Linked DNA regions of Homo sapiens: region 1 is linked to region 2. Evidence: chromatin loops called from intact Hi-C (ENCODE). Cell type or tissue: adrenal gland. All regions are shown on one strand. Each heading gives the region's core, and the rest is flanking DNA. Links, peaks and the distances in the headings are about the cores only. Region 1 overlaps MYH7B (myosin heavy chain 7B). Region 2 overlaps MMP24-AS1-EDEM2 (MMP24-AS1-EDEM2 readthrough).

Region 1 (10,033 bases), core at 2,034-10,033, 220 kb before region 2:
AAAAACAGGGTTTTTTGATTTGGAGGAGAGGTGAAGGGATACTGGTTTGAGCTCTGTTTTGCGTGTATCAGGTTTGAAATGCCTCCAGCAGACATCCTAGAAAAGTCATGGGGGAGATTGGGATTATCAATCTGGAGCTCAGGGCAGCGGGCAGAAAGGATGCAGATTTGGGAGTTGAACGAGAATCATGTGGACGAGGCTTCATGAGACACCTGGCACATAGCAAGCACCTGGGCAGTGCTGCCAGCTCCTCCCCGTTCCCTCAATGGGCAACAAGCATCCATCGTTCCTTCTCCCTCCAGAAGTCATGGTGTCATCCACACTATCCTTTGTAAACAGAGGTTCACACAGATACCATACACGCACACACACGCATGGTGCTGTGACCTTGTTTTTTCTAACAGTCTGGCCTGGAGATCGTTCCTTATCCCCAGGCGTATGCCTGCCATCGTCATCCGTTTTTCTTGGCTGTGAAACATCTCACAGTCTGGTGGACTGCATGCTTTGTTTAATGAGTCCCCCTCATGAGGGGCCTTCACAGCGTGGCTGTAGCCCACCTGACCCACACAGCCCTGTGCATGTGTCCACTTAGAAGTGGGCAGGCTGGGAGCCCTGGCTCTTTTGCATTAGAATTTCCCCCCAAATGGGCTGGGCGCGGTGGCTAACGCCTGTAATCCCAGCACTTTGGGAGGCCGAGGCAGGCGGATCACGAGGTCAGGAGATCGAGACCATCCTGGCTAACACGGTGAAACCCCATCTCTACTAAAAATATAAAAAAATTAGCCGGGCGTGGTGGCGGGAGCCTGTAGTCCCAGCTACTCGGGAGGCTGAGGCAGGAGAATGGCCTGAACCCGGGAGGCAGAGCTTGCAGTGAGCAGAGATCGTGCCACTGCACTCCAGCCTGGGCGACAGAGCGAGACTCCGTCTCAAAAAAAAAAAAAAAAAAGAATTTTCCCCCAAATGTTTCTTCAGTGATAGGGTACAGCATGTCACCTTCTACTAATATTTTTTGCCTTTAAAAAAATTTTAAAAATAGTGCATGCCTTCTGTAAAAAGCCTCTTTAAAAACTTAATGAATGCATTTAAAATCCCCCCAAGGTTGTGTTTTTTTTTTTTTTTTTGAGACGGAGTCTTGCTCTGTCACCCAGGCTGGAGTGCAGTGGCAGGATCTTGGCTCACTGCAACCTCTGCCTTCTGAGGTTCAAGCGATTCTGCAATTCTTCTGCCTCAGCCTCCCGAGTAGCTGGGATTACAGGCGCCCGCCACCATGCCCCACTAATTTTTGTGTTTTTAGTAGAGATAGGGTTTCACCATGTTGCCCACGCTGGTCTTGAACTCCTGGGCTCAAGCAATCCACCCGCCTTGGCTTCCCAAAGTGTTGTGATTATGGGCGTGAGCCACCGCACCCAGCCAACCCCCCAGGGATTTTAAGTGGAGTGTCCCTAGTGTCCCAGTGTGGTGACGCATCCCTGGCCCCCTTGTTTGGCATGTGCCCTGCTGGAACCTCTGCACCAGCCTCGGAGAGGCCCAGGAACGAGTCCCCTGCTACCCACACGAGCCTCCTCAGTCCCTGACTTCCCCATTCTCAGTGGCCTGTGCCCCATACCCAGCCCTCTCCTGACCAGCTCTGCCCTCCTTTCCCAGGTACCGTATCCTGAACCCCAGTGCCATCCCGGATGACACCTTCATGGACAGCAGGAAGGCCACAGAGAAACTGCTGGGCTCGCTGGACTTGGATCACACCCAGTACCAGTTTGGCCACACCAAGGTCGGGGCACTGTGGGATCAGGGCTGGCCATGGCTGTGGCGGTCACACTGGGCAGGGTTCATGCGGATGGTTGGGGGTTACCCTGGCTGTCTACCTCTCCGCCCCCAGGTGTTCTTCAAGGCTGGGCTTCTAGGCGTCCTGGAAGAGCTCCGTGACCAGCGCCTGGCCAAGGTGCTGACGCTGCTGCAGGCGCGGAGCCGTGGCCGCCTCATGCGCCTTGAGTACCAGCGCCTGCTGGGAGGCAGGTGGGTGTGGGAAGGAGGCTGGGGACAGGGTGTGTCCCCTGCCTCTCAGCTCCCAGACCCACTGGCTCTCCCAACCCTAACATGCTGCCCTGTAGTCAGATCAGCCCCTGTGGCTGGTTGGGGCAAGGTTCTGTTCTGTGTCCCCCAGCCTCCATTTCCCCACCTCAAAAAACGGGGTACGGCACTTGCCTCTCCATTTCAGGACATCAGCGTGTGGCCCGGAGGGGTAGCGATGGCACCCAGTGTCTTCCAAGACTCTTGCGGGCCGGGCCCCAGGCAAGATACTTTCTCTGCATTATCCTGGTTAAAGCGCTGACGGTCCTGAGAAACAGGCGCTGTGATGGCCTCCACTCAGCAGAAGGGTGCCCGTGTCAGAGATCCAGAGCTAGCTGGCACGTCAGCCCAGGCCGCTGACTCCAGAGCCCCGTGGCTTAACAGCCCTGGTGTCTTCCGGGAATTGCAGAGGCCACCAGGACATGGGGGGCTCATGAGCCCCTTCACTGGAGGCAGGCCTGTGGGACTGTGGGCCTCCCCTCACCCTCACCTATAAAGCAGAGCTATTAGGAGCTACTCCATGAGGCTGCTGGGAAGGCAAAACAAGTGAACTGTGCTGAGTGTCACCATTTGTGACGGGCAGCACTGAGCCACCTTCACAGCTTGGCTGCCCCTCCCTAGGGATGCGCTGTTCACCATCCAGTGGAACATCCGTGCCTTCAATGCCGTCAAGAACTGGTCATGGATGAAGCTCTTTTTCAAGATGAAGCCGCTGCTGCGCTCGGCGCAGGCTGAGGAGGAGCTGGCGGCCCTGCGGGCAGAGCTGCGGGGGTTGCGAGGGGCGCTGGCTGCGGCCGAGGCCAAGCGCCAGGAACTGGAGGAGACGCACGTCAGCATCACCCAGGAGAAGAATGACCTGGCCCTGCAGCTGCAGGCTGTGAGTCAGGGTTCCCCTTGTGACCGGGCGTCCCCAGCCCCGAGTACCCCTGGCTGCTCTGAGGGATAGTACAGCGAGACCCATGGGGCTCAGGCCTTATGTCTCTCTGTTCCAAAGATGCCATGAGATGAGGCCTCCATGTCCCAGCCTCACCACCCCAAGGCCTCGTCTGGCACGTTTCCTGGCACTCTCCCCTCGTGCCACCTTGGCCTCCCGCTAAAGCAGAGGAACCCCAGCTCCCCAGCTCTCCCCTCCCTGCAATCCCTGAAACCAAACAGACCCATGCTCTCTTCTCTGGTTAAGGGCCATGGGAACCCAGGTGGCAGGTAACAGGGTGATAGCCAGAGAGCACAGATCAAAGGTCTGGAATCTCCCCAGGTCCACAGAGCAAGCTTTCCTGCCTTCGGCACATGGCTTTGTGTATCAATTGTGTGCCAGGCTCAGGCTAGTGCAGGAGGAACGTTGGTGGGAAGACAGAGATGGCCCTGTGGTCACAAAACTCACCTGCTAGTGCAGGAGACTGTGACGCAGCTGGACAGTAAGGAAATGGGGGGTAAGGATACCTGAGCCCTTCCAGGGACTGCCTCCAGGAGCCCGTCCGTGGCTGTGCAGAGGCTGCTGCTGCTCACCCTGCCCCTCGGAAGGCCTCAGCCCAACAGCGGGGCAGTGAGCAGCGGGCTTCCCTCTCAGAACCCTTGTTTGGGCCTCACTCTGGGCCGCCCCGCACTTCTAACTTTCCCCTCTTAATGCTCTGGTGTGTCCCTCTGCGCTATTGCCCTTCCATGCCCAAGAGCGAGTCAAGACATTCCTGAGTTCTCAGAGCACAGCCAAACTTTGCTACAGAGGCAGTTTCCTCTCCAGGGCCTGGCCTGGTGTCTCTCTGCTGGTTTACCTGGCCCTCCCCCAACCTGGCCCCGTTCCGTGTGCCCTCCAGGAGCAGGACAACCTGGCAGATGCCGAGGAGCGCTGCCACTTGCTGATCAAGTCCAAGGTGCAGCTGGAGGGGAAGGTGAAGGAGCTGAGTGAGCGGCTGGAGGATGAGGAGGAGGTGAACGCTGACCTGGCCGCCCGCCGGCGCAAGCTGGAGGACGAGTGCACGGAGCTCAAGAAGGACATTGATGACCTGGAGCTGACACTGGCCAAAGCTGAGAAGGAGAAGCAAGCCACTGAGAACAAGGTGTGGGCCGGGCCAGCTGTGGGGAAGGGCCCTGAGCCAGGGGCCAGCTTTGGGGCCAGGTGGCTGCAGGTCCCACCCCGGCTCTGCTAAGCCTCTGCTTTCTGGCCCTGGGCATGTCACTGCCTTTCCTGGGCCTCAGTTTCTTTATCTGTCAAGTGGGGTTAGCAGCACTTACCCCATTAGGGTAGGTGGTGATGTGTGTAATTGGCCTTTACTGAGCACACGCTCCTAGGCCTTGCACACGGTAGGTGTTTAGCACATGCTGGCAATCCTCATCCATCCCGGAGTGCAAGCCCCTTGAGGGCAGGAACTCCATGTCCCCAGCTCGGCATCCCGCAGGTGACTTCTGCCCTTGAGCCCTCGTGATGGCCCCTGTGGTTCCCAGTGCTGGAGGAGGGACTCCATTACACAGGAGGGAAAGTGAGGCAGGGGTAGGCAGCTTAGGTTCTCACAGGTGCTCACTGAGGAAGCCGGGACTAGGAGGCAGCTGCCCTGAGCACATGCTAATACTGCACATGGCTGGCATCTGTGGATTTCTCACCAGGCCAGGTGTGGTGCTGAGCACTGCGGGTGCATCCACTCGTGAATCCTCATTACAACCCCATGAGGAGGGTCCTTCCCTCAGGCAGAAGCGGTGGAGGCTCGGAGTCAAGTGACTTGCCTGAGTCCCATAGCTGGAAGGGGCACTTGCTCTGACCTGGTGTGGTGTGGTGGCCGCTCAGAGTGCGGGGAAGGGCGTCCCCATTCTGGCCCTGGCCCTGGCACAGGTGAAGAACCTGACGGAAGAGATGGCTGCGCTGGACGAGTCAGTGGCCCGGCTGACCAAGGAGAAGAAGGCGTTGCAGGAGGCCCACCAACAGGCCCTGGGTGACCTGCAGGCCGAGGAGGACCGTGTGAGCGCGCTGACCAAGGCCAAGCTCCGGCTGGAGCAACAGGTGGAGGACGTGAGTCAGGGCCACCCCGAGACTGGGTGGCGGGGCCGGGGTGCCGGCTGGCTTGGGCCATGGCTGACCCCTGCTGTGCCTGCTCTGCAGCTGGAATGCTCCCTGGAGCAGGAGAAGAAGCTGCGCATGGACACGGAGCGGGCCAAGCGCAAGCTGGAGGGTGACCTGAAGCTGACGCAGGAGTCGGTGGCTGATGCTGCTCAAGACAAGCAGCAGCTGGAGGAGAAGCTCAAGAAGTAGGTGTGGTGGGGCAGCAGGTGGGGGCCTTCTGAGCCTGCACCTGGCCCTTGTTCCCTTCTGGATTCTTGTGGTTCCTGCGGCATTGCAGAGGTTAAGGGTGGGGGTTGACAGATGGGGCACTGGGGTGCAGGGGTAGTGTCTTGCCCTCCCTGTACTGAGGGCCCTAGCCAGGGTCCAGGGCTGAGGCCTCAGGGCCCAGTGCAGCAGGTGCATGGGGTGAGGTCCCTCAGGGCCTGAAGGGGACTGGGGGGCGTTATGGGGTCCCAGGCGGGTGGGTGGGAGTTAAGGCCTGTGCTGGCCACCCACTCTGTGGCTCCCAGGAAGGACTCCGAGCTGAGCCAGCTGAGCCTGCGGGTGGAAGACGAGCAGCTCTTGGGGGCCCAGATGCAGAAGAAGATCAAGGAGCTGCAGGTGCGTGGGGATCGGGTGGGTGAGGCCTGGGGTCAGAGGCCCACAGAGGTGACAGCTGCCCCACGTGCCCACCCCAGGCTCGGGCGGAGGAGCTGGAAGAGGAGCTGGAGGCAGAGCGGGCAGCCCGGGCCCGCGTGGAGAAGCAGCGTGCAGAGGCGGCGCGGGAGCTGGAGGAGCTGAGCGAGCGGCTGGAGGAGGCAGGCGGCGCATCCGCGGGGCAGCGCGAGGGCTGCCGCAAGCGGGAGGCGGAGCTGGGGAGGCTGCGGCGGGAGCTGGAGGAGGCGGCGCTGCGGCACGAGGCCACAGTGGCGGCACTGCGGCGCAAGCAGGCGGAGGGCGCGGCGGAGCTGGGGGAGCAGGTGGACAGCCTGCAGCGGGTGCGGCAGAAGCTGGAGAAGGAGAAGAGTGAGCTGCGCATGGAGGTGGACGACCTGGCTGCCAACGTGGAGACTCTGACCCGCGCCAAGGTGTCCGTGCCTTCCTCACCCCATACCCACCCTGACTTTAAACCAATCCCGATCCCAGCAGCCAATACTGTTCCCACACCAGCCTCCACCCAGTACCTTATCCTGAGCCCTGACCTCTTCACCTGGTACACAACCCTCATTTCTCAGCCTCCTACCAGTCCTGACCTTAAGCCGTGACTCCCAAGCCCTGTTCCCTGACTCCAGGTCATTTCTGATCCAGCATCTACTTCCAGCCTCAGACCCTTGAACCAGCAGTAGTTGTGACCCTAGCCCTTGACTCCTGAACTCTGACTTAATACCTGTCCTCTCTTCCTGTCCTGAACCCCAGCACCCTAGCCTTAACCCCTGACCTTTCTACCACATAATCCTGACAGCTGACCTCTGACCATTGTCCCCAGGTGACTCCGCAGCTACCATCCCAACTCTCACCCTGACCCACTGCCCTGGGACTGGCCCAGCCCTGTCAGTTCTGACACCTGTTAAGCCCAGCAGTAGAATCTCTTTCCCTGACTTTGAACTTGGGGCTCTGCTCTCCCTTTGATTCCTGGGCCCACATCTAGCTTACCAGTCTCTGATCCCAGATCCTGCCATCTGATGCACAAACTTGTTCTGACATCTAACTCCTGACCCCTGACTCCCAACCTGGGATCCTAGGCCAGTGCAGAGAAGCTGTGCCGGACCTATGAGGATCAGCTAAGCGAGGCCAAGATCAAGGTGGAGGAGCTGCAGCGGCAGCTGGCGGACGCAAGCACGCAGCGTGGGCGACTACAGACGGAAAGCGGTGAGGCTGGGGCTCAGCTGGCCACACCAGGCAGGGCTTTGGTGCAGCCCTCACCAGCCTGACCTGTCCGCTCGCCTCTTTGCCTGCAGGGGAGCTGAGTCGCCTGCTAGAGGAGAAGGAGTGTCTGATCAGTCAGCTGAGCCGTGGAAAGGCCCTGGCCGCCCAAAGCCTGGAAGAGTTGCGGCGCCAGCTAGAGGAGGAAAGCAAGGTGGGCTGGCACCGGTGACCATGGAGTGGGCAGGTGGGCACCAGAGCCACTGGGCTGCACTAACGCTGAGGTCACTGGTGTCCCTGCAGGCCAAGAGTGCCCTGGCCCACGCCGTGCAGGCTCTGCGGCACGACTGTGACCTCCTGCGGGAGCAACACGAGGAGGAGGCTGAGGCCCAGGCTGAGCTGCAGCGGCTGCTGTCCAAGGCCAATGCCGAGGTGGCCCAGTGGAGGAGCAAGTACGAAGCAGATGCCATCCAGAGGACCGAGGAGCTGGAGGAGGCCAAGTGAGTGCTTTGCTGGCCAGGCCACTGCCATGCAGAGCTTTATGCCTGTGCCTGAGCCCCGCTGAGGGTGGGTGAAGGGAGCTGCTGGGGCTGTTCTCCCTCCTTCCATGGTCCACACCTTGTCTGGTTCCATGGCCTAGAAAAAAGCTGGCACTGCGGCTGCAGGAGGCAGAGGAGGGCGTGGAGGCTGCCAACGCCAAGTGCTCATCGTTGGAGAAGGCCAAGCTGCGGCTACAGACAGAGTCAGAGGATGTAACCCTGGAGCTGGAGCGGGCGACCTCAGCAGCTGCTGCGCTGGACAAGAAGCAGCGGCACTTGGAACGGGCACTGGAGGAACGGCGGCGGCAGGAGGAGGAGATGCAGCGGGAGCTGGAGGCGGCACAGAGGGAGTCCCGTGGCCTGGGCACCGAGCTCTTCCGGCTGCGGCACGGCCACGAGGAGGCACTTGAAGCCCTGGAGACGCTCAAGCGGGAGAACAAGAACCTGCAGGGTAGGACCTGCCACACGCCAGGGCCAGGGTGCTGCCCTGGGGTCGGAGCAACTTTGAGTTATGGGGGTGCCCTGGTGGGGCCACCCTGGAATCAGGGGTGAGTGGAGTGACCTGGGTGGGAGTACAAGCCATGGGGGTGGCCTCTCAGCACCCTGTCCACTGCAGAGGAGATCAGCGACCTCACAGACCAGGTGAGTCTCAGTGGGAAGAGCATCCAGGAACTGGAGAAAACCAAGAAGGCGCTGGAAGGCGAGAAGAGTGAGATCCAGGCTGCACTGGAGGAGGCAGAGGTCAGGGGCTGGCTGCAGGGGTGGGTGGACACTGACCTGCTGCTCCACTGGCCATCCCCCCCCCCCACCCTACCCTGCCTGCTCTGTATCCACAGGGGGCCCTGGAGCTGGAGGAGACCAAGACGCTGCGGATCCAGCTGGAGCTCTCCCAGGTCAAAGCAGAAGTGGACCGGAAGCTGGCAGAGAAAGACGAGGAGTGCGCTAACCTGAGGTGTGTCCATCCTTCTCCCGTCCCCACCTCCCGAGAGCAGAAGGGGAGGGAAGCAGTGTGTACTCTGCTCTCTAGTCTGTCCCTCCCATGGGACTTTGAGGTCCGGGTTGCTGTCTCCATTCTAGCTGTGAACCTCGGAGATGCTAAAGGACTTGCCCAAAGTCACACAGTGGGGGTGGAGCCAGTCAGTCCACCTCTGTCTGCCTGGGCCTCACTCTTGTCCATGAACTTGCTCTGATGGGCCACAGGCAGTCACAAGAGACTTTAAATCGGGGAGGGGTGACTCATTTGTTCTCAAAATGGGTTCGTTTCCAACGGTCCTTGGGCATTTGTAAGGACAGGTATGCCCTTACGAGACCCCCTTTCATGCCACCCTCCTCCCATAGGCGCAACCACCAGCGAGCTGTGGAGTCCCTGCAGGCCTCCCTGGATGCAGAGACACGGGCCCGCAATGAGGCGCTGCGGCTCAAGAAGAAGATGGAGGGTGACCTCAACGACCTGGAGCTGCAGCTGGGCCATGCCACCCGTCAGGCCACAGAGGCCCAGGCTGCCACGCGGCTGATGCAGGCACAGCTCAAGGAGGAGCAGGCAGGGCGGGACGAGGAGCAGCGGCTGGCAGCTGAGCTCCACGAGCAGGCGCAGGCTCTGGAGCGCCGGGCCTCGCTGCTGGCTGCGGAGCTGGAGGAGCTGCGGGCTGCCCTGGAGCAGGGCGAGCGCAGCCGGCGACTGGCAGAGCAGGAGCTTTTGGAGGCCACCGAGCGCCTCAACCTTCTGCATTCGCAGGTGGGGACAGGAGTCCCTGGGGACAGAGCAGGTGCAGGCCTGCTGGCTGGCTGGCTCTGAGACTCCTCTTCCCCTCAGAACACAGGCCTCCTAAACCAGAAGAAGAAGCTGGAGGCGGACTTGGCCCAGCTGAGCGGGGAGGTGGAGGAGGCTGCACAGGAGAGGCGGGAGGCTGAGGAGAAGGCCAAAAAGGCCATCACTGATGTGAGGCTGGGCAAGGGCTGTGGGGAGCCTGGGACAGAATTGCAGAGGGACTTCCCTGAGGCTGGGCACCTGACCAGCTCCTCCTCCCCAACAGGCGGCCATGATGGCCGAGGAGCTGAAGAAGGAGCAGGACACAAGTGCACACCTGGAACGGATGAAGAAGACGCTGGAGCAGACGGTGCGCGAGCTCCAGGCCCGCCTTGAGGAGGCAGAACAGGCCGCCCTCCGTGGCGGGAAGAAGCAGGTGCAGAAGCTGGAGGCCAAGGTGTGTGCAGCCCCTCTAGTCCTTGGCGCAGGCAGGGTGGGTGACCCAGGGGTGGGCTTGGCATCAGGCTGTCCCCCTGCCTGCAGGTACGGGAGCTGGAGGCTGAGCTTGATGCAGAGCAGAAGAAGCACGCCGAGGCCCTTAAGGGCGTGCGCAAGCATGAGCGCCGTGTCAAGGAGCTCGCATACCAGGTGGGCGACAGGGTCTCCCTGGGGAGTGGCCCTGGAGCTGGCCCAGCCCAAGCAAGCCCTGAGTCCCCCTTGCCCGCCCAGGCCGAGGAGGACAGGAAGAACCTGGCTCGCATGCAGGACCTGGTGGACAAGCTGCAGAGC
Region 2 (10,473 bases), core at 1,528-9,527:
CCTGTAATACCAGCTACTCGGGAGGCTGAGGCAGGAGAATTGCTTGAATCCAGGAGGCGGAGGCTGTAGTGAGCCGAGATCACACCACTGCACTCCAGCCTGGGTGATACAGCAAGACTCCATCCCCAAAAAATAAATAAACAAATATTAATTGAGAGCCTACTATATGCCAGAAATAAGCAGGTATTGTCCTTGTGTTCATGGAGCTTATGGTGTAGAGGGGGAGACAGAATTACACAAAATAATTACTTAATTACAGTTTGAATAAATACTATGAAGTACAAGGTGCTATATGAGGGTATAGAATAAGGGTATGTAGCCTGGTCTGGAGGCTTAGGGAAATCTTACATGAAGTAGAATTCATAGGAATAAATTATTGGTTGGCTATGGGGGAGGTTAAAGAGACATCAAGAATGCCTTCCAGGTCTCTGGCATGAACAACTGGGCAGATAGAGCACTGTTACTAAGCAGGGGAAGCCTAGAGGAGGAAGACATTATGAATGGAAAGAATATGAACTTGGCTTTGGCTTTTTGCAGTTCGGGAATCCCACGAGACATTAAGGTATAGATGTGGAATAAGCAATCAGATTCAGGAGTTTGGGAGCAAGGTCTATGCTAGAAATAGAAAGTTGGGAGTTGTTGGGATACAGATTATATTTGAAACTGTGGTCATGGATGACATTTCTTAGAAAATAATAGAAAGAGTAGAAGGCTTATAACTTCCCTGAGAAACTCCAGAATTTAAAAGGTCAACTGGAAGAGATGGAGCTAGCAAAAACTTAGGACAAGGGGCCAAGGAGGGGAAAATCAGGAATGTGCAATGATGCCAAAGTCAGGGGAAGTGTATTTCAAAAAGAAGACTGGTCAACCATGGTGGTAATTACAAAGAAATCAAGTGCAATGACTTTCTTGGTCTACGATGATTTTTTTGGTCTGCCTAGTGAAACAGATTCAGTTTCAGAGGACTAGAGGTGGAGAAGACTAGGCCACTACCTCTTAGAAAACCTCCTAAAGGCCACCATAGCCTATGGTCTTGAACCAGTGGTCTTCATAGTCTTTTGCTCACATACCACTTAAAATAATTTTGATAAATAATGTGAGCTGGGCACAGCGGCTCAAGCCTGTAATCCAAATGTTTTGGGAGGCTGAGTCTGGAGGATCACTGGACCCCAGGAGTTTGAGACCAACCTGGGCAACATAGAGAAACTCCATCTCTACAAAAATTAAAAAATTAGCCAGGTGTGGTGGTGTGTGTCTGTAGTCCTAGCTATTTGGGAGGCTGAGGTGGGAGAATTGCTTGAGCCCAGGAGTTCAAGGCTGCAGTGAGCTATAATCATGCCACTATACTTCTACCTGGGCAACAGAGCAAGACCCTATCTCTAAGAAAATAAATAAATAAAATTTTTAAAAAACATTAGGCCAAGTGCAGTGACTCATACCTGTAATATCAACACTTTGGGAGGCCAAGATGGGAGAACTGTTTGAGCTTAGGAATTGAGGACCAGCCTGGGCAATATAGTATGACCTCATCTCTATGAAAAATTTTTAAAAATTAGGTGGGTGTGGTGGCACACGCCTGTAGTCTCAGCTACTTGGGAGGCTGAGGCGGGAGGATCACTTGAACTCAGGAGATTGAGGCTGCAGTAAGCTACGGTTGCGCCACTGCACTCCAGCCTGGGCAACAGAGCGAGACCCTGTCTCAAAACAAACAAACAAAAATATAGACATATTTTTAAAAGATAATAGAAGGCTATTTTCTGAATCTTGTATTTTTAACTGTCCCCAGTTCTGAACTTTTTTTTAATTGCCCCGTGCAATGTATCATTCAGGGTGGGTCAGATATATGCCTTTCTTTCTTTTCTTTTTTCCATTTTTTTTTTTTTCTCTGAGATGGAGTCTCACTCTTGCCCAGGCTAGAGAGCAATGGTGTGATCTCGGCTCACTGCAACCTCCACCTCCAGGGTTCAAGCGATTCTCCTGCCTCAGCCTCCCCAGTAGCTGCGATTACTGGCACGTGCCACTGTGCCTGACTAATTTTTGTATTTTTAGTAGAGACAGGGTTTCACCATGTTGGCCAGGCTGGTCTTGAAGTCCTGACCTCAGGTGATCCACTCACCTCTGCCTCCCAAAGTGCTGGGATTACAGGCGTGAGCCACCATGCCTGGCCTTTCTTATGAAGACTAGCAGAACTACAATTATGAAGAAAAAGTCGGCTTGGAGCCTCAACCCCAGGAACTTTCTCAGGTGGAGTACATCTGGAAGTTGAGGATCTGGAAATGAATTTCCTTAAATATATCCATGCATGAGTACCGCTTACCAAGCCTTCATTTACTTTACGGCTATTGCATACCCCATTTGAAAACCAGTGTTGCAAAGGACTGGGGGCAATCTGAAACTACTGGGTTCCTGGAACCTGGCACTGATTGATGGGGCCAGTGGGCCCTAATGAGATTGCACCTCCATTTTAAAAGCGTGAAAGGTATAAGGAGATTCAGAGATAGGTGTAAATGGCTTGCGGGAGCCTCCAAAATTTTCAGGTCCAGGTACCTCCCACCCCTTCAAGGGACTGTCTGATACTATTCTATGGCTCCTGGAATGAAGAACCAGTCATCAGGACCTGCTGGCCTCTATTAAATTAAGAGTCCAGTCAGATTTAACAACCTGAAGATGAGGTGTAACTGTGAAGCAATATATGGCTGATTTTTTAACACACCCATCCAAATACATCCACTCCAGCTGATTCATTCTCTCAACTCCCATGTGCTAGGTAATGTATGAGGTGCCAGAGTTACCCAAAAAACAAACAAAGCACAATCCATAGGCCAAGTCCTGCAGAAACTCTAGGAGAGAAACTTTTAAAGAAATAATTATAAAAACACTGTGATCGGCTGGGCGTGGTGGCTCACGCCTGTAATATCAGCACTTTGGAAGGCTGAGGCAGGAGGATCACCCGAGATCAGGAGTTTGAGACCAGCCTGGCCAACATGGTGAAACACCATCTCTACTAAAAATATAAAAAAATTAGCTGGGTGTGGTGGCTCACAACTGTAATCCCAGCTACTTGGGAGACTGAGAGCAGGAGAATTGCTTGAACCTAGGAGGCAGAGGTTGTAGTGAGCCAAGATCATGCCACTGCACTCCAGCCTGGGTTACAAGAGTGAAACTCTGTCTCAAGAAAAAAAAAAACAAACACTGTGATAAAGAGTTAATAAAACTATGTGCAAGAGCTAGGGGAGTACTGAAGAAAGAGTGATTTGAGTAAGAACTTTGTAAGACTTTGAGTAAGAACTTTTTAAGACTTTGGGAAAACTTCCCAAAGGAGGTCACATTAGAGTTATTTATTGGCAGGCGTGTAGTACATCATAGAGAAAAAGAGATGGCAGTGGAAGGATGTTCCAGGCAGAGGATGCAGCATGTCACATGGGCAGCCAGTGTCCAAGTGACACTCAAGGGGCAAGACCTGCTTCATGGACTTGTGACCTCTGTAGTCACACAGGGCCCCCCTCTTAGAAGGGCCCTCACGCTTGTTTTAATGTTCTGCTGTCATCATTTTGAAATTCTTATTTTTTTTTTAACAAGGAGACTTGCATTTTCATTTTTGCACTGGGCCCTGCAAATTACGTAGCAGGTCCTGCAAGAGGGCAAGATGAAGGCAGGGAGACCTGCTGGGAAGTTATTACTGCGGTCCAAGTAAGAGATAATGAAGGGGCTAAATCAAGGTCTTGTCGTAACAGTAATACACAGCCACACCATTTTCAACTTCTTCCCAGTGTATTCCTCAGTTTAGATGTAGCAATTTCCCCAACTGGAAAGTACTTAGGTTGATTTTGGTGTTTTGTAATTACAAAGAATGAGGCAATTGAATAATTTGCTACAAATAATTTTGTGTTTGCACCTATGCAAGGATATCTATCTAGGATAAATTCTCAGAATTAGAATTGATGGGTCAAAGGTATGCTCATTTTCAAGGTTGATAGGCATTGCCAGTTGGTGACCTGAAGAGAGTAAACCAATTTGTATCTCTTCCAACAGTATGGAGGAGTATCTGTTTTATCATGCCCTCTTTAACACTCTGTAGTATCCAACCTTTTGGTATTTGCAGTCTGATAATGTTAAGAAAGCAGTGGCTGATTGTCTTAATTTGCCTTTCTTTAATTACAAACATGGTTGGTCATTTAAAAAATTATTATAGGAGTCTGTTCAGGCCAGGCACAGTGGCTCACGCCCATAATCCCAGCACTTTGGGAGGCCGAGGCAGATGGATCACTTGAGGCCAAGAGTTCCAGATCAGCCTGGCCAACACGGCAAAACCGCGTCTCTACAAAAAACACAAAAAAATTAGTCAGGTATGGTGGCATGTGCCTGTAGTCCCAGCTACTTGGGAGGCTGAGACATGAGAATCGCTTGAACCAAGGAAGCAGAGGTTGCAGTGAGTTAAGATCGTGCCACTGCACTCCATCCTGGGTAACGGAGCGAGACTGTCTCAAAAAAAAAAAAGAGTCCATTTATATTTCTGTTTGCATGAAGCCCATTTAGTCCTTCGCCATTATTGAATTGGGTCATAGGTCTTTTTCTTATTGGTTTATAACAGCTGTTTTACGTTAAAAAAATAATAATAAATATTTTACCTAGTTTATAGTTTGTTGCTTTATTTCTGCTTTTTTTTTGGCCATGCAGATGAAGGCCTGAATTTTTGAAACCTAAGTGAACTGTTACTGCTTTCACTGTATACCAGTATTTTGCAATATAAGCCCTCTTTTCAGGGAGTGGCCTTTAGAGACTATTACACTTATTTTTTTAGAAGCTCAGCTTGTTCATTTGGAGAACATACAATATTAAAGGGAAAAAATGCTCAGCTTGTACTTATTTTTTGAAGAGATAATATATCCACATGATTAAAAAGTCAAAAGATACAAAAAGGTATACAGTGAGAAAAATCTCCTTCCAGCCAGGCATGGTGGCTCCCACCTGTAATCCCAGCACTTTTGGGAGGCCAAGGCAGGCGGATCACATGAGGCCAGGAGTTCGAGACCAGCCTGCCCAACATGGTGAAACACTGTCTCTACTAAAAATATAAAAAATAGCTGGGCTTTGTGGTGTTTGCCTGTAGTTCTAGCTACTTCGGAGGCTGAGGCAAGAGAATTGCTCCAACCCAGGAGGCAGAGGTTTCGGTGAGCCGAGACTGTGCCACTGCACTCCAGCCTGGGTAACAGAGCGTGACTCCATCTCAAAAAAATAAAATAAAATAATTAAAAAAAATTAAAAAATAAAAATAAAAATTGCCTTCCCACCCTGTCCTCAAACCACTTAAGCTTCCCTCCAGGAAGTAAGCACTATTATCAGTTCCTTGGGTATCTGTCCCTATTTTATGTGTAAATGAGCAAGTGCATGCACACACATGTATTCTTTTTTCCGATTATTACACAAATAGTAGCCTACAATATCCAGGATTCTGCACCTTTGCCTTTTTTTTACCACTTAACATTACATTTTGGAAATAATGTCCTAATTATTCATAAATTCGTAAGTACTTCCTCATTTTAAAAAATGGCTGCATTGGGCCGGGCGCGGTGGCTCACGCCTGTAATCCCAGCACTTTGGGAGTCCAAGGCGGGTGGATCACAAGGTCAGGAGATCGAGACCATCCTGGCTATCACGGTGAAACCCTGCCTCTACTAAAAAAATACAAAAAAATTAGCTAGGCGTGGTGGTGGGCGCCTGTAATCCCAGCTACTCGGGAGGCTGAGGCAGGAGAATTGCTTGAACCCAGGAGGTGGAGGTTGCAGTGAGCCGAGATCGCGCCACTGCACTCCAGCCTGGGCGACAGAGCGAAACTCCATCTCAAAAAAAAAAAAAAAAAATTACAAAAGGCTGCATAGTGTCCCATTGTATGCATTGGTTTGAATATGCTTTTAAGGGAGAAACCTGAGTAAGAAATACTCTCAAGTCATTTGGGGCTGGACATTGAGACTGAGTCGGGGGATTGGACTGGGACCTTCTCTAGATCCTGAACAATCAGACCTTTTCCTTCCTCCAGGCCTTTACCTCCCATTTTCTTTTTCTTTTTTTTTTTTTTTTTGAGATGGAGTCTCACTCTGTAGCCCAGGCTGAAGTGCAGTGGCACCATCTCAGCTCACTGCAACCTCTGTCTCCTGGGTTCAAGAGATTCTCCTGCCTCGGCCTCCTGAGTAGCTGGGATTACAGGCACGCGCCACCAAGCCAGGCTAATTTTTTTGTGTTTTTAGTAGAAACGGGGTTTCACCCATGTTGGTCAGGCTGGTCTCAAACTCCTGACCTCAAGTGATCCACCCGCCTCAGCCTCCCAAAGGTGCTGGGATTACGGGCGTGAGCCACAGCGCCCGGCCTTTTACCCTCCATTTTCTGCCAATTAAAACTTCACACAGTCTTCCATTGCTTGTAACTTTTGAACACGTGTGTGGTAATGTTCTGTGTATATTGCATATAAAACTATTAGCTTTTAAAATATTACCAGTTTATATAGACTCATCTCAAATGCTACTTCCTTTTGGAAACCTTCCTTGATCTCCCTGATATCCCCAGCCAGAGTGACCTCACTCCCCTCTGAAATCCTATAGAATGGTGTAATGTTTTGTGGTTATTTGTCACGCCTTTTATGTGCACAAGTCTTATCTTTTTTTTTTTTTTAACCTGAAGACGGCCTCACTTGCCCCAGTACCTTCCACAGAGTGGCTTCTGAGTAATGTTTACAGAATTTTTGAGGTAATTAATGAATGAACAAAGGCACCAAGGGTTAAGGACATGAATTTAGTGTCAGACACTTGGGTTCTACTCCTGGTTTTGCTGTTTTTTAGGTGTGTCGTGGGGTAGGTCACTTCTCTCACCCTTTCCTTAGAATCCACTTCACAGGACAGTGGTGAGGATTAAGTGATTTGATGTAGGTAAATTGCTTTTCATTGACTGTTAGCTGCTGAAATAGGAATTCAGAGGAAGGAGGAGAGAGGTCAAGGAGACTTCCTAAGCTGGACTGTGCTCTCCAGCCACCCTCTCATTTATATTTCCTTTCAGATCTCTACTAAGAATGTCACTCTGGCCGGGCGCAGTGGCTCACTCCTGTAATCCCAGCACTTTGGGAGGCCGAGGCAGGAGGATCACTTGAGGTTGGGAGTTCGAGACCAGCATGACCAACATGGAAAAACCCCGTCTCTACTAAAAATACAAAATTAGCCAGGCGTGGTGGTGCATGTCTGTAATCCCAGCTACTCGGGAGGCTGAGGCAGGAGAATCACTTGAACCCGGGAGGCAGGGGTTGCGGTGAGCCGAGATCACACCATTGCACTCCAGCCTGGGCTACAAGAGCGAAACTCTGTCTCAAATAAATAAATAAATAAAACAAAATAAAAAATAAAGAATGTCACTCTTCCTTGTTCCTGCATTTTCTTTTTATGTCTTTATCTTTTGGGTAAATTTGCCTGGCTTCAGGGCGAAGGCCCTCCAGCACCAAGAGCTGCCTAGTACTGCAGATTCTTACGACCACTCAAATCTTTCTTTCCTTTATAAGAAACAAGCAACTCTACCCTATGGTTGAGCCAATGTGTCAGTTTCTTCCTATCCAAATGGATGGCATCCTGACATCTGCAGTGAGAGGCCAATGCAATTTGGTGGGGGTAGGGGCAAGGGTGGGGGAGTTTTGCAGAGCATAAAGAGCACAGTATCTTGGATCTTCAGCAGCTTGAGTTCAGTTCTTAACTTTTCTTGCCTCATTACAACAGTGTCACAACCCATTTTCCTCATACATTGAGAACTGCTGCAGTCAGGCACGGTGACTGTTACATGGCTGTTATATTGGCCATGGATGGCCAACATAGTGAGACCTCCATTTTAAAAAAAAAATTAAAATTAGTCAGGCATGATGACACGTACCCGTAGTCATAGCTACTCAGGAGACTGAGGTGGGAGGATCGCTCGAGCCCAGGAGTTTGAGGTTGCAGTGAGCTATGATCATGCCAGTGCACTCCAGCCTGGGTGACAGAGTGAGATCCTGTCTCTAAAAAAATAAAAATAATTAGAAAGAATATGATTGGAAAAAAATAAAAATACAAGTAAAAATAAAAAAGAACTCTTGTGAGGAAAGCATCTAACAATGCTAGACAAAAAGTAAGTAACCAACAAATGCAAGTTCTCCCTTTAAGCTCTTCTCCACACTGGTACCAGATTTGTACTGCTAAAAGTCCTGTTCTTTCCTCTTATTATGGAGGAATTATCCTAGCTCATAGCCAACCTCCTCACTCATATACATGCTTACTCAAGGGCATGGCTTCAGCAGTTCTCCTCTCTCTCCTGCATCATCAATTTTTCCCTCTCTCCTGGATCAGTCTCAATCAACATACAAATGTTATGTTTCCCATCTTAAAAACAAACAAAAAGTCTGTTTTGACTCCACTACCAACTACAGCTGCCACATTTTCTCCTTCTTCTTTGTAGTAAAACTTCTTGAAAAAGCTATAACCTGTATACTCAACATTTTCAATTCCTCTTGAACCTACTCCAATCAGATTTTTGTCCCATACACTCCACCAAAACATCTCAAGATCACCAACAACCTCCACATTGGTAAATCTAATTACCTTCTATTCATCTTCATATTATTTGATCTGTGTGACACAGTTGATTACTCTCTCTTTCTTAAAACATTTTATTCACTTGGCTTCCGGGAGTTCTCACTTTCCTGGTTTTCTTCTTTTTGGCTCTTCCTTCTCAGTGTCTTTGGCTGATTCCTCTTCATTTTCCCAACCTCTAAGTATTAGAGTTGCCCCAGGATCCAGTCATTGGAACTCTTTGCTTTTCTGTCTACACTCATTTCCTAAGTAATTTCTTCAGTCCCTTGGGTTTTACATATTATATTGATTCTGAAAACCTCCAAATTCCCACTTCACTCTCAACCTTCTTCCTGAACTCAGGTCCAAATATCAAAATAGCCTACTTACCACATCCACTTGGGTGAGCTCTTCATATTTCTACTCAAACCTGTCCCTCCTGCAGTCTTCTTTGTGTCAAATAATGGCAACTCCATTCTTCTAGTTGCTCAGGTCAAAAAGTTTGGTAATTGGTGAACACGCCGTCCACGTGCGCCTTGCTGTCTCTCCATTATCGCTTGAGATCTCCAGCCTTACCGCGGCTTGAAATGGACCCCAACTGCTCCTGCACCACTGGTGGCTCCTGCACGTGCGCCGGCTCCTGCAAGTGCAAAGAGTGCAAATGCACCTCCTGCAAGAAGAGCTGCTGCTCCTGCTGCCCCATGGGCTGTGCCAAGTGTGCCCAGGGCTGTGTCTGCAAAGGGGCGTGCAGCTGCTGTGTCTGATGTGGGGACAGCTCTTCTCCCAGATGTTAATAGAACAACCTGCACAACCTGGTTTTTTTTCCTTAATACAACCCTGAGCCATTTGCTGCATTTCTTTTCATATTAAATATGTGAATGACAATAAAACAATTTTGACTTGAAAAAAAAGTTTGGTAATTGGTAATGTGACTCTCCGCTTTGTCTCATACCTCCTATCCAATCCATTAACAAATTCTGCCAACTCTACTTTCAAAATCTATGATTCCAAAAAAATCCAAAAAAAGTGTAAAGGGAAAAAATACAAAATACAAAAAACAAAAAATTAAAAATCAAAGTCTATGAGAATCCAACTACATCTCTGTATCTCTACTTGGACCCAGGTCTGAGCCGCCATCATCTTGTACTTGGATTATTGTAATAGCCTCCTAACTGGCCTTTCTGATATGGTCTTAAAACCTTTTCTCAGCCCAGCAACCAAAGTAATTCTGTTAAAACATAAGCCAGAAGATGTCTCTTCCACTCTCAGAACCTCTCATCAGTTTTTGTTAAGAGACAGGGTCTCACTCTTGCTCAGGCTGGAGTGCAATGCAATGATGATCACATAGTTTACGACATTCTCAAAGTCCCATGCTCAAGCAATCCTCTCACCTCAGCCTCCCAAGTAGCCAGGACTACAGGTGTACCCCACCATTCCTGGGTAATTTTTTTTTGTTTTTGGTAGAGATGGTGTCTTGAACTCCTGGCCTCAAGTGATGAGTGAGAGTATCAGGAGATGACAGATGATGATCAGGTGAGAGGATCAAGAGACTGTCCTACCTCAGTCTCCCAAAGTGCTGGGATTACAGGCATGAGCCACCATGCCCAGCCCCATCAGTTTTTTATCTCATGTAGACCACCCTTCCCTCCATAACCTTCATCTCCTGATACTCTCACTCTCTTCCACTCTAACCACAGTGATTCTTACCCTTTTCCTCAAACCTACCAGGCACGTTCTTGCCTCAAAACTTTTGCATTTGCTGTTCCGTCTGCCTGGATTCATTTCTTTCAGATATCTACATGGTTCACTCCCTTGTTCCTCCAGATCTTTACAAAAAACTCACTTTTTTACTGAGGCCTTCCCTGGCCACTCCATCCAAAAATTTTTTTTTTTTCTC

What was found. A loop is a pair of places that touch in the nucleus more often than their neighbours do. Peaks named below come from ENCODE experiments on the same cell type or tissue, not always from the same donor. Only the 100,000 strongest peaks of a DNase experiment are listed, where the experiment ranks them.
Region 1: it touches region 2 in a loop (1.8-fold over the local background); 3 of 110 quality-filtered maps call a loop at or near these places.

The regions. Positions count from the first base shown.
Region 1 is chr20:34,991,458-35,001,490 of GRCh38, forward strand. MYH7B (myosin heavy chain 7B) reads left to right here. Exons shown (of 45, transcript NM_020884.7): 25 at 1,645-1,768; 26 at 1,877-2,013; 27 at 2,689-2,944; 28 at 3,879-4,121; 29 at 4,889-5,065; 30 at 5,156-5,301; 31 at 5,626-5,716; 32 at 5,794-6,183; 33 at 6,838-6,964; 34 at 7,054-7,172; 35 at 7,262-7,458; 36 at 7,599-7,948; 37 at 8,114-8,238; 38 at 8,334-8,449; 5 more. Among named protein-coding and RNA genes, the nearest start is that of MIR499B, 6.0 kb to the left of the region's middle. RefSeq lists an enhancer at 7,305-7,804. In adrenal gland, for the core only: no CTCF peak of the experiment used is centred there; a DNase peak (open chromatin) is centred at 5,986; H3K27ac peaks cover 928 bases.
Region 2 is chr20:35,208,846-35,219,318 of GRCh38, forward strand. MMP24-AS1-EDEM2 (MMP24-AS1-EDEM2 readthrough) reads right to left here. Exons shown (of 15, transcript NM_001355008.2): 4 at 8,967-9,216. It also overlaps a transcript of PROCR not described here and the pseudogene MT1P3. Among named protein-coding and RNA genes, the nearest start is that of MMP24, 13 kb to the right of the region's middle. RefSeq lists an enhancer at 7,215-7,714. In adrenal gland, for the core only: no CTCF peak of the experiment used is centred there; no DNase peak of the experiment used is centred there.